2 separate regions of the Mus musculus genome follow, and region 1 is linked to region 2. A link is a contact called in ENCODE Hi-C or POLR2A ChIA-PET data. All regions are on one chromosome and are shown on one strand. The core of a region is the stretch at or near the end of the contact, and the rest is flanking DNA. Distances in the headings are between cores, read along the strand shown. Region 1 overlaps Kif26a (kinesin family member 26A). Region 2 holds the start of Kif26a (kinesin family member 26A).

Region 1 (5,875 bases), core at 1,522-4,021, 38 kb after region 2:
TCTGGCCAGCTTTCTTTTAGGATTGGTTTAGTTTTTCTTTTCAGAAGTTTTCTCTCAACAGTCCGCTTGAGTGGCCACCACCACACTAACAGTGGTGTCCTCGGAGTGTGGACAGCTAGCTGTCAGTCCCCTCCTCTCCTTGAGGGCCCCACTCCGTTCTGAGGACACCAGAGGCCACAAACTAGGGCTGGGCCATGAGCACACAATGCTTTCTTCCACGGCAGGAATTCTTACCAAAACCACAAGCAAAAAAAATAAAACAAACAAAAAAAAAAAAAAACAAAACAATGACGCGAATCACCGCCAACAAAGACGGGGGTGTGGGTTTTTGTAAAAGTTCTGTTAGCTTCATATTTTTGTATCATTTTGCCTATAAACATAGAGCTTGCAGTGGGAATTTGAAGACAAATGATCTATGTTTTTATGGTTTTGTACAGGTATTCCCAGGTTGGGGGCTCTTGGCAGCTGTGAGGGGGCAGGCTTTTCCTGGGGGACACTGGGGGCATTGTGGGGGGGTCTATGGGAGGCTGTTCTTTTCAGATGCAGACGAGGGTTGAGCCTGCCAGCCTGTGATGTGGCCTGCACGCAGGTTCGTGCTTTCTGACTGTTATGTATTTTCTAAGCGTCCAGACCTTTGTACAAATGTGTAGATAACAATCTCACGGCTGTTTTTATTTGTGAATAAAAGATGTGTTGATTGTTTATATGGTTCTGACTTTCCGGGGTGCCCCTGAGCCTTTTACCCCTGATGTGCTCATATCTTACCGTGCGAGGGGGCTAAGAATGCTGCTGGGCCTTGCGGGGAGGCAGCCACCGACTGGTCAGGGAGCTGTGCTGGGACCTGCTCTTTCCCTGTTCTTTCTAGATGAGCTCCCATGAAGTTGAATAGGTGGCTAGCAACAGCCTAGGCTTCAAAAATCTTAGGGGGTCTTTAACCCCCTAAGACCTTTTGTGACCCTAAGATCCAAGGTGAAGCCGGGAGCCAGGTGGAAGGACACAGCCTTCCCTGGTGGCTGCTAGCCCCTCCCACTGGGTTTATTATTTGGAGAAATCAAAGTGACAAGCTGAATTCCAGAAAGGCTGTGGTGTCCATTGTTCTTTGTCTTTCAGTGCCTGAGCACACGGGAGCTCTTGCCCAGCAGGGCTGACTCCCCCTATGATAGGGAGGCTAACCTGGGGTACCCTCTGTGGCCTCACATTGCACATCACCTACTGAGTTAATTTGCTTCTCCCTTTGTCCTGTGCCCGGTCCTCTTGCAGGGTCCTACCTTGCTTTGGGCCCTGGGTGTTCTGCTTTTCTCTACTCTTGCCCCTCTTAGCAGCCCCATGACTGGGATACCCCCTTCTCTGGCCTCTAGCAGTATTTGTGGGGGCCTCGGTGCTGCCAGGGCCCATCCTTGGTGGCAAGTCACACCTTGTGTGGTCTCTGTGTCTGTATCTCATAGCCTCGGTGGGGCCCTTGGGTGGGCGGGGTCTGAGTCATCACACTTCTGCATGACACGGGGCTGGGCCCCAGAGAGCCCTGGGGGGCACTTGCTGAAGAGAAGAGAATGACTGAACAAAGGAATGAGTCTCCTTGTAGAGGGCCCCCGTCTGGGGCGGAAGACGGCTCTGGGCAGACAGTACTACTCTGCTGTTTGCAGAATGCCCAAGCGTTCTAACCAAGTCTGCTCCCTGGCCTCCGTGGATGTGACGGGGCTGGGAGTCACAGGCCAATTGGGAAGGTGCCCAGACTCCCCTGAGCCAGTAGCACACAGGCTCTGAGAAGGACAGTGATATTTCCAGCCAGCTCTGTGTCATCCAAGACGTTCTGTCCTTGGATTTAGATGTCCTGTTGTACAGGGTATACTGAATTGGGGGGCTAGTCTCAGGAGAGAGGCAAAAAGCTCACTTTTATGTCTTGCAGCCCAGTGCCCGTGTGCACTGCGCAGAGGTGCTATCTGCAGAAACAGCAGCGTAGGGTCCAGGCAGGGTCCACATAGAGCCTGGGAAAGGCTTCCCACAAGGCCCCTGCGATGGGCTCTGCCTCCTGGGCATGTGCCATCGGGGCTGTATGAGGGTGGGAAGCAGTTGGGACACCTCAGCTACACTGGCATCTTTCTGTCACAGGACTGTCAAAAGCTTCTCCATAGAGAGGCATTCCCGGTCTTGATCCTTGACAGGCTGTAGGTAAAGCCCAGCTGGGTAAAGCCTCCTGGGTAAAGCCCGCTGCTCACAGTTCAGACTTGAGGAACATGGCACTTGCTTTTCCAGACTAGAAACCCACTGTCCTGAGGCCTTCCTGGGAGCCTTGCATGGCCTTTCATCTGGGACATCAAAGCTCTCAGCCCTGTCATTAAGGGCTGGGAATCTCGTGGGGAGCAATGTGAGTCCCTCTACGCCCATTTTATGGATGGGAACACAGCATTCACCCAGAACCCAGCTCTGTAGTGGAAGCTGGGCCCATGGCAGTCTGCCCTGTGCCTCCTGTAATGGATATGTCTGCATCCTCCTTAGGGATGGAAAACTGAAGCAGAGGGGATGGGGCCACCCAAGCTCCTGACCCCATTCCTGCACAGAGGATGGTAGATTGAGATCCTGAGGGAATGTTTCCCAGATCGTGCAGCTCAATGAAGCCTGACTGCAGACCAGCTTTAAGGGATACCAGCCAGCAGGGACCTGAAGCTGGAGAGGCTGGGGCATGGGCCTGGGCCGTTTAGGGGGCAGGCTTGTAGCAGCATAGGCGTCAGCTCTCAGGCTCAGAAGCTGGCCTGGCTCCTGGCCACGTGCTTCCCTAAGGCAAGGTGCCCGCTTGACTCAGCCTGCGAGTTGGGACCTGTTCTGCTTGCCCTAACCACGCCAGCCCTGGGCACAGAAAGCCCAATGGGTAGGAGGGGCAAGGAGCTTCCAGGACACAGTAGAGAACTCAGAAGAGGCAAGAGCCAGACAGTCAAAGCAGGCAGAGCAATGGCTGAGCTGTGTGGCTGCACCCCTTCAAGCCCCCAATGGGGAGGGGTGCTGTGGGGGTTAATCCCTATACAGAGCCAGACCTACTGCCTCCAGAAGTGTGACTCTCTTTGTCTCCTCTCTGTCTCTGTCTGTCTCTGTCTGTCTGTCTGTCTTTCTCTCGTGTGTGTGTGTGTGTGTGTGTGTGTGTGTGTGTGTGTGTGAGAGAGAGAGAGAGAGAGAGAGAGAGAGAGAGAGAGAGAGAGAGAGAGAGAGAGAGATCCCTTCTCCAAGAACTAAGTTGAGTCAGAAGGAGACGCCGTGGACTCACAATGCTTTGAGCTCTCTGGAAGTGGCCTCAGCTTTAGGAGGTCTACCTCACAGTCCCCCGGGGAACTGCAAGGCCCTGTGTCATAGCCATATCCTTCCAGGAGAACCCCTACATTCCTGAACTGGGGTGAAGACACTCTTCCTTCCACCCCTCTGGATTGGCTGCTCCATTCCTGGGCCAGGAGCACTGGGGCCAGGCCCTGGGATCTGCTGCCTGCAAACAGGAAGCTCACAGGGCGCCCTCTCCCTCCTGATATTGTGTTTAGCAAGGCAGGATTCAGGCTGTTTCCACACAGGAAGCCCTGGAGGCTGGGAGGAGCTGGGAAGGAATTCCCAGAGCTGCCAAGAGGCTGGCTTTCCTGCAGGGTGGAGGCAGGATGGGGTATGGTGGGGTCTTGGTAGGAAGCTGAGAGCTACTCAGTGGTAGGACACACTCACAGTCCCAGATGGGTGGCCTTAGACGTTCTTAAGTTACAAATGGAGGCATCGAGGTCCAGCCCCAGGGTCTGTCAGTCCTTCAGGAAAAGGCAGGGCAGAGGGTTTTCCCTTCTGCAGAACCCAGGGGTACCGGGCACGGGGGCTGAGCGAGGAGTATCCTTGTTGTCGCATACAGAGACTTCTGGGAGGACTAGAAGGTCCGAGCCTCCCTGAGCCTTCTCTCCAGGGCGTGGCTCTGCCCTGGGCAGCCCAACAGTCCTCCACAGGGGCCTTCCTTACCAAGACTCTTAAATGCACCCTCCCCAGCTTTTAGATGGGGTGAGATGCAGGCCTGTGATCCCAATCACTCTGACGACAGAGGCATGGGATCTAACATTCAAATCCTCCCTGGATTTGAGACCCGGGCTCAGAATTTAACGAGTGAATAGCTGAGGCTGGAGAGATGGCTCAGAGGTTAGGAACACTGGCTGCCCTTCCAGAGGACCCGGTGGGAAGTCCAGAATTCACCTGGCAGCTCAGAGTCATCTGTAATGCCAGTTCGAGGTGACCCAGTGCCCTCCAAGGCCTGACACCAGGCACACGCATGACACACGGACATGAAGCCAGCAAAAGGTGGCCAGGGAAAATGCTCACTGGTTCTGTGTGTGTGAGGCCCAGAGTCGGTCCTCAGTTTTAGAAAAAAAAAAAACAAAACAGCAATTTAGTCCTTTAGTGTGTTTGTTTCCGAATTGTCCTTTTAAATTTTATTTACTTGTTTTATTGTATTTTAGGTTTTTAAACTTACTTTCACGTGTATGAGTGTTTTGCCTGAATGCATGTCTGTTGTCTACACCACATGCTTGTGGTGCCCACGGAAAAGATATCAGTTCCCCTAGGGCCAGAGTTACAGAGGTTGTGAGGGTCCTGGGAATTGAACCTGGGTCCTGAGAAGCCAGTGTTTTCAACCTCAGAGCCGTCTTCCCAACCTTATTTTATTGACTTGTATTTGTTTACTTATTCTTAGAAACGTGTAGCCCAGAACTGCCTTGAATCCCCTATGTAGCAAAGAGTGATCTCTAATTCCCAATTCTCCTGCCTCCATCTCTCAAGTACTGGGATGTCAGGTGTGCCCCATCTGGATTTTAGTTTTTATATTTTATTTACTTTTTAAGATAAGCTTAGGCTGGCCTCGAACTCATGAACCTCTTACCCCAGCTGGGATTGCAGTTGTGTGCTTCCACACTCTGCTACACAGAACCACGCTTCACATTGGTTTATATTGAAACACAATGCTGAGGATACCACAGCACCCCAAGCCCCACATTGCTTCCCCAGTGCTCTGACTCCGGTCATTGTGGTCATGTTCACTGTGACTGATGAGCGGGGATGGGGACATTATAGACTATGGCGTGGCCTTTGTCTCCATTGCCTTGGTTTCAACCCTTATGCCTTTCTTTTGCCCTGAAATTCAACCAAGGATGCCACACTGGGGTGACAATTCTGCACCTCTGGAGGTGAGGGGGAGCCTTCACACAAATAGTTGGGGATTCTGTGTAGGAAGTGTGTCCCTTCTGGTCAACCCTGGTTGACATCAGCCTGGACTTGCAGTTATTTATTTTCTGCTGTGGGCTCTGTTCAACCTCTTAGAACTGTAACTGAAACTCCGTCAGGCTGCTGAAAGCCCATGCAACCTGCTGGTATTATTTTCTCATCCCAGACTATTGCCCTGGGGCCACTCCTGGTATCCCAGAGGTCATCCCAGCTGCCTGGGTTCTGGGACCTTGCAGATCAGTTTATTTGGAGGGGACACTCAATCCATCTGTCCCATGGCATTAGTAGGCTTCCCTACCACATACCCCGGACTCACAGGCACGACAGATTTGAGGCCATATGAGGACCTGAGGAGCTGCTAAGTTCTCAGAGGACCCAGGTGGATGTAGGGTCCTTCTTGTCCTTCTTATCTGGGCTCCTTGGAAAGAGGGGAGTTTCTAGGGGTAGAGACCATGTGCATAAAGCAGGACCCCAGGCTGCAGACCAGCCCTGACAAGTACTAGAAACTGTCCAAGACTTGGCTGGGCCATTCTTGATGGCAGCCCGGTACCAGCTTTGGGTTTCACAGTGAACTCAGTGGCCCAGACTTGGAAAAGGGATGGAGAGGGAGTTGACTGCTGGCCTCTGGGCAGGGTGATGCCACTGTAATTAC
Region 2 (5,907 bases), core at 1,493-3,992:
ATTTAGGCAACCCCTTCTCTCCCGGACTGATCCTCCGCCCAGACCTTGTGATCTCACCCCGTGCTACCCCCCATGCCCAAGGCTTTAGAGTGCCAGTTTGTGTCCAAGCAAAGCCTCGCTGCAAACCTGGGGAGAGAGGGTTCCTAAACACTGCCCCAGGGGTAAGTGCTTTGGAGCACGTGCAGTGTTGGGAGCACCGGGTTATCTGCCTCCCCAAGTCTGTCTGTCTGTCTGTCTTTTTCTTTTCTTCAGACCGGACCCTAAGATGCCTAGGACAGCATAGGGTGAAGCTGGAAAGATGCCCCTTATCTGCAGAGGTTTCCAGGAGCCCAACTTGGTTGCGGTGTCCCTTCCTGGTGGCAGTGCCCACTGCAAAAAGTCCTGGTGTCTTGGGACGCGGAAGGCGGATAGGTGCAGACCTAGCGGGATCCTGGTCCCCCATTCTCTTCTACACACCTCTCCCCAACTCGGGTCCGCGTGTCCGGCTCGCCGCCCGGGCTGAGGGGGCGCTGTCGGCGCGGGCGGGCGGGGCTGTCAGCGCGGGCGCTCGGCGCGGAGCAAGCGCAGGGCTGGGGGGGCGCCGGCCGCCGAGTACTGGGGGCCTGGTGGGCGGCGGGCGCCGTGCGGGGCTCGGCGACGGCGGGCGCGCGGCCAGGGTGCGCGCGGGAGGGGTGGTTACGGCGGCGGCGGGAGACGCTCGAGGACGCTGCCCACGGTCCACTCCTCCATGGCGCTGCCGGGGTCCCCCGAGCCGCCCCGCGGCGCGCCCCGAAAGGTTCCAAGCCTGCTAGAGATGGGGTCGCTCTGCCTGGACTCAGACATCATCCTGGGTTTCACCAGTCACCTCCTGCGGCGGCGAGGCAAGGTGAGAGCTCGCGGGGCCGGGCTGGCAGTGGTGACGCCGTCCCGCGACTTTGCTGCGCAGCACCGCGAAAACGCGGCAGGTCCCGGGCGGAGACCTGTATCTGCACTTTCCCGAGCTGATGCCGCTTGATTCTCCCTCTCTAGTCGAGGCTACGCTGGAACCCGAGCCTTGAGCAGCGATCTTCCACGGAGGAGAGCGTAGCGCAGAGATCGCGGTTATCTCACCTTGCAGGGATGGGCGAGGAAAAAGCCTAGGGGGAGGTGATCTGAGTTCTGAGATCATTCTGGTTGCTTGGTGCATCCCGGGGTCTTGTGGAGCTGTGTTTTTGTGTCCTCTGGGAACTCGAACGTAGAGTATGCTTCCCGAAGAACCGCGCTGGTGCGGGGAAGTGAAGTTGCGGGTGTGGCCCATCATGAGCGCAGGCCCTGGGTTCCGGGTGATGCTTCTCGGTGTGCGTGTGAGGAGTATGTGTGCGTGTGTGTAAGTCGATAACAATGTATGAGCCTCCTGGGCCCCGGGTGTTTGTTTCAGTGCGGTAGAGGGGCGGGCGGGGTGACGCTGTTTGTAGTGCTTGCAGGGGTGGACTGAGGAGGGTGGTGCCTGAGGCTACCCGGATCCCATGGTGGGCCGTCGCCTGCCTGTCTTCCCTTCGCAAGGCTGAGAAGGGCCTGGAGGCTTGGGGGTTGCAGAAAGTGGGGAGCCCGTTCCCAGTTTATTCATGACTTCCTGTCGTGTTTACAGACTCTTTTAAGTCGTAGATGACCTGGAAAACCGGATCTTCATCCCACTCTTGGCCAATAGTGCGTAGGAGTGGAGGGCTAAGTAAGCAGGGTCCAGGTGGGGAAAGGAGAGGTCGTTTGACAGACCTTATACCGTGCGAAGGTCTGACTGCTCTGGGGATGTCCGACCAGGGTCTTTCCTTGAATCACCCTGGCTCAGCTGTCCTAAGTCTCAGCCTCAAGCGGAAAGCTCTGCGCTCAGAACGCGTGGTGTCCTGTCTCTGCGCCCTCGAAACCTGTGCTCACTACGGCCGGCAGGTGGCGCTTGTGTCACGGGGAGCCACGCCGCAGATCCCGCCTGGCTCCTATCTGGGGTTTCGGGTTGATCCAGAGCTTGGGCCGGAGTCCCCCGCGACCTCAGAAGGTGGTGACATTTGGGGTCTGACTTGGGCGAGAGCAACAACTGGTCGCTGGGGAAGGAGGGAGACCTCCGGGTCGGAGACAAACAGGCAATTAATTCCGGAGCTAACTCCCCATCTGCCAGGCCGGCAGACAACAGGTCCGGCACACCCCCAGGGCCAAGCCGCAGCGCTTCCTCCCACTTCGCAGGCGGCTCAGTGTGCAATCCATTTTAAGGCACAGGCGCGGCTGCAAGGACACTTCGAGACAGTTCGTAGCCCCTCACTGCACTTCTTGAAACACGACCCTCATCCATGAGAGACAGTTGGCGCCAAAGCATGGCCAGACACACTCAAGTGCTCTGGGTGTTCTGGGGAAGCCGTTGGCCCGGGTCCAGCCCCTTTCATTACCCCCCATCCCCCCACCCCCACCCGCTTTCGTGCTGTGCGATCTTGGGCAAAAGCTTCAGTTTTCCCGCTCGCAAAGTGATGAGAGTGTTGGGTGCCTCCCAGGAGGCGCACTCCATCCTCGCTCAGGAGAGACAGAGGCGCATGCGTGCGCGTAACTTGTGTCTCGGCAGCCCCCACCGCCCCTCCCGCATCAACACTCAACTAACAGGTTGGGGGTCCTAGCAGTAGGCGGGGCCGCAAGGAGGAGCGGGACCCCCGCCCACTTGGCTCTGCTCAGGATGGGGGCGGCGCTCTGGCGTCCCGCCCCCTTCCCTCCCCCTACAAGCTTTGGCCCGCCCCCGCCCAGCCTGTCCCGGAGCAAGCCGGTCGCGTCCACAGCGTGCTCTCCGCCACTCGCCTGCTCTGCCAACTTCAGAGCAGCAGGCCTGGCCATGGGGGTGCCCCTGGGCCGGATCACGTAGCCACTGTACCCCGAGAGCCAACGTATCCCTTCCTGCGACCGTGCCATGGTCGGCCGCGGCGCCTCCTTGTGTGCGGTGCAGCCCGCGGTACGCAAGGCCCTGCTAGGAGCGGGCGGCTGGGCTCGACGGGCACCGGGTTCAGAGCCCAGGACAACGATGATGCTAGCGGGGTGTACAGCGCCCTCTAGGGGTGGGGCGCGGAGCGGGACGGGGCCCCGAGCGTCGGGCTGGGGCTTCTTCTTCAGGGACTCCTGGCGTTGCATCCAGGGCCCTAACTTTTGTGCGAGCGTGGCTTTAGGGGCGTGAGCGACTGGGTCTGGAGTCGGCCGCGTGGAGTCCCGCAGTGGCGCCGCGCGAAGGTTTGGGCTTACTGTCCCATCTCCAACCCCCGCAGGTGGCTGAGTGCGGCCCGGCTCGAGAGACCCCGCCACTTGAGGTATCCCCGCGCAAGAGGCTGCCCGCCGGGCTCGATCAAGACCCATGCAGCAGCCGCCCTGCTCCGGAGGGCGCCGGGGCCAGCGCTGAGCAGAGCCACTCGGCCGGTGGGGGCGGGTGGTGCCGCCACTGCCACACGAAGCTCGTGGAGCTAAAACGACAGGCGTGGAAGTTGGTCAGCGGGCCCGGGACTCCTCTCCGGGTAAGTGACCCCTCTTCAGGCCATATCTCAAACAGGGAAGGGCTGGAACTTGGGAATCTTTGGGGCTGGGGCTTGGAGCGTGGCGAGTTCATCGTGCCCCCACCCCCACCCCGTGCCATAGTCTGCAAGAGTGTGTGTTGGTGCACCTCACCCTAGGAGGCCTGCTGCGTGTCATAGGGGGTTGGGTAAATTTCTTTCCTAGCCACAGATGTCCCACAGCTGGAATCAGTCTGTGTTTGGGAGGGGTAGAAAAGGGGAAGACGGGACCTCACTCCCAGGGCAGGGCTTGTCATGGTGAGGCACTTTGGGCATCTGGACATTGGCATGCCTGTATAGAGAGGGCATAAAAGGTGAGAGAGTGGGCCCCTTTCTGCACCCGGGGGCCGTGCATCATTGTCCCATACCTACTCAGTGTCTGTTATGGGCCTGTGCCCTGCCCTGGCTCTCTGCCTCTGGGGCCCAGGCCTTCCGTGTGGGTAATGACTCTTGAGCCTCGGGGTTTCCCAGGCTGCAGCATGGCAGGCAGGCGCTGGTGGGAGAGGAGTCTACTGGGCTTTCCGGCCAGTCTTGCCAGGCATGTAAAGAACTGGAGTATTGTTCCAGGGAACAATGGTCTCTGGAAGTGTGCAATGCAGGGGTGTGGGGGGTCTCCACAGGAAGCTGCTTCTAACCTTCAGCCTTGGTGAACAGTCCTTGGGAAGCGCCTGTAGTCCCCATCCTGTCCCAGTACCTCTAAGGAGTGCTGTGGTTAGGAGGAGACCCTGGGTTTCCTTTGGGTTGGGTCAGATATGGTGGATGCCAGTCAGGTGTGTCTATGCTGGGCTCCTTTCCAGGTCCCCTGGCTTGTCTGTGGCGGGGATGTTAACAGCCTCTCAGACCAGCTAGATCTGTGGACCCGAATGGGATGGGATGGCTGACCATGGGTGTTGTTTGGCTTTTGCCAATGGCCTTTGCTGAGCCCTGGATCTTAGAAAGCCTTGAGGATCTCAGAGAGGGTCCTTGGGATATTCTCCCGAGGTCCTTCAGGAAGCAAGCTGATCTAGGAGCCGAGCTGCCTCCCCCTCTGACTGTGCTGCCGCCCAGGACCTGGCCGACTGGATGGAGTCCTAGTAAAGGAAAAGCTGCGGTCATAGTAGTGAACTGGTGGGGTTGGGGGCCGTCAATGGAGGTCTGTGGTCTCCTGCACACACTGCTGCCCCTCTCCACGTTCCTGTGTGTGGCTTTTGGCGTAAGCTGCTCCTCCGCCCTACCAGTTAAGGCTTACTTGACCTTGCCTGGCCCTGGTGGTGGGCAAACCAGGGTCCTGGCCAAGGGTTTGTGTGGCTTTGAGCATCTTATCTACTATGTGTTTTGTCTTGTTTCACGAGGAAGCTTCAGTCTGTCCTGGGAATGCTGTCTAACCTGTGGGGTGCTGTGCTCAGGATAGGAAGGCTTTGCTCTGGAAAGAATCGAATGCCCTGTGGCACACGGGTACTGCTGGGGTGTTGCCAGTGTGGGCCACAGGGAACTGCAACCATAGCCCTTGATTGACCACTGTGTACACACACACACACACACACACACACACACACACACACACAGAGTCTGCTTTTGAGGTAAGGGGGGATCTCTCTGGAGGGCAGATGGGGGACACGGTGATCATCACTGTGGGTGGTCTTTGGTAGCTCTATTCTCCAAGGCCAAGGCAATGCTAAGAATTTAGGGTGGAGAGCTAGGATCCTCCAAGGGGATCTACCTCTTAATTCATTGTGGGAGCAGGAACTCTCCCGTGAAGATAGCACTTTACAGCTTGTAGGGAAGTCTACCTGATTCTCACAGCTTATCTTTGTGGGGGCTGCTGGATGGAGGTTGAAGCTGGGACCCTGGGCGGGTGGTTAGAGCCCTGGGCTTGGGGACCCATGTCTAATCTCAGCATAAGAAGGAGGTGTAGGGGCAAGGAGACAGCCTGGTAGCATTCTATGCCTGTGAAAAACTTACCACCATTAACTTCTGGCCTACCTTTCTCCTAGCAGACACCCTCCTGGCAGGGTCTCTTAGAGCCCTTGGCTGGTCTCCTCCTCTGTGACACTAGTCACCTGTTGCCTGCCTTGCATGCATGTAGGGAAGCTCTGGTTCTGAGGTGGGCTTGAGGGTCACCCTCGTTCTGGACCTTTGGGTACTCATGGCTGTTGGATGCTGTAATTGGAGCCCACCTGGCCATCACCCTGCTGGGGTCCCTTTCACGTATTCCTGTCCATGAGATCTGTTTGGGAATTGTGGCATAGCACCTTCCACCAAAGAGCCAAAGCCCAGGTCTTTCTTTATTCTGCTGTCTGAGTGCCTGAGCCCCATCTTTTCTGTGTCTAGTCTGCTATGGTGAAGAAGTCATAGGTTCCAGCAGACCCTCCCTTTACCTCTATCCTAGTCCAGGGTTCTG

Evidence for each region. A loop is a pair of places that touch in the nucleus more often than their neighbours do. ChIA-PET counts read pairs that join two places held with the same protein, here RNA polymerase II (POLR2A).
Region 1: a map of gastrocnemius shows a loop between it and region 2 (9-fold over the local background). The contact joins the enhancer-like site here to the promoter of Kif26a in region 2. A Hi-C loop is called at or near these places in 7 of 37 maps with a recorded cell type or tissue (gastrocnemius and heart). POLR2A ChIA-PET finds 5 or more read pairs at or near these places in 2 of 5 experiments (Patski and embryonic stem cell).

Annotation. Positions count from the first base shown.
Region 1 is chr12:112,181,044-112,186,918 of GRCm38, forward strand. It overlaps Kif26a (kinesin family member 26A), which reads left to right. Exons shown (of 16, transcript NM_001097621.1): 16 at 1-704. Among named protein-coding and RNA genes, the nearest start is that of Gm36894, 35 kb to the right of the region's middle. Within about 2 kb of position 2,772, at least 2 of the 3 ENCODE cell types and tissues checked have a DNase peak (open chromatin) inside an H3K27ac peak, as active enhancers do; they include gastrocnemius and heart, where a contact is called at or near this core.
Region 2 is chr12:112,143,466-112,149,372 of GRCm38, forward strand. It overlaps Kif26a (kinesin family member 26A), which reads left to right and starts at 2,743. Exons shown (of 16, transcript NM_001097621.1): 1 at 2,743-2,941; 2 at 3,249-3,491. The coding sequence starts at 2,900.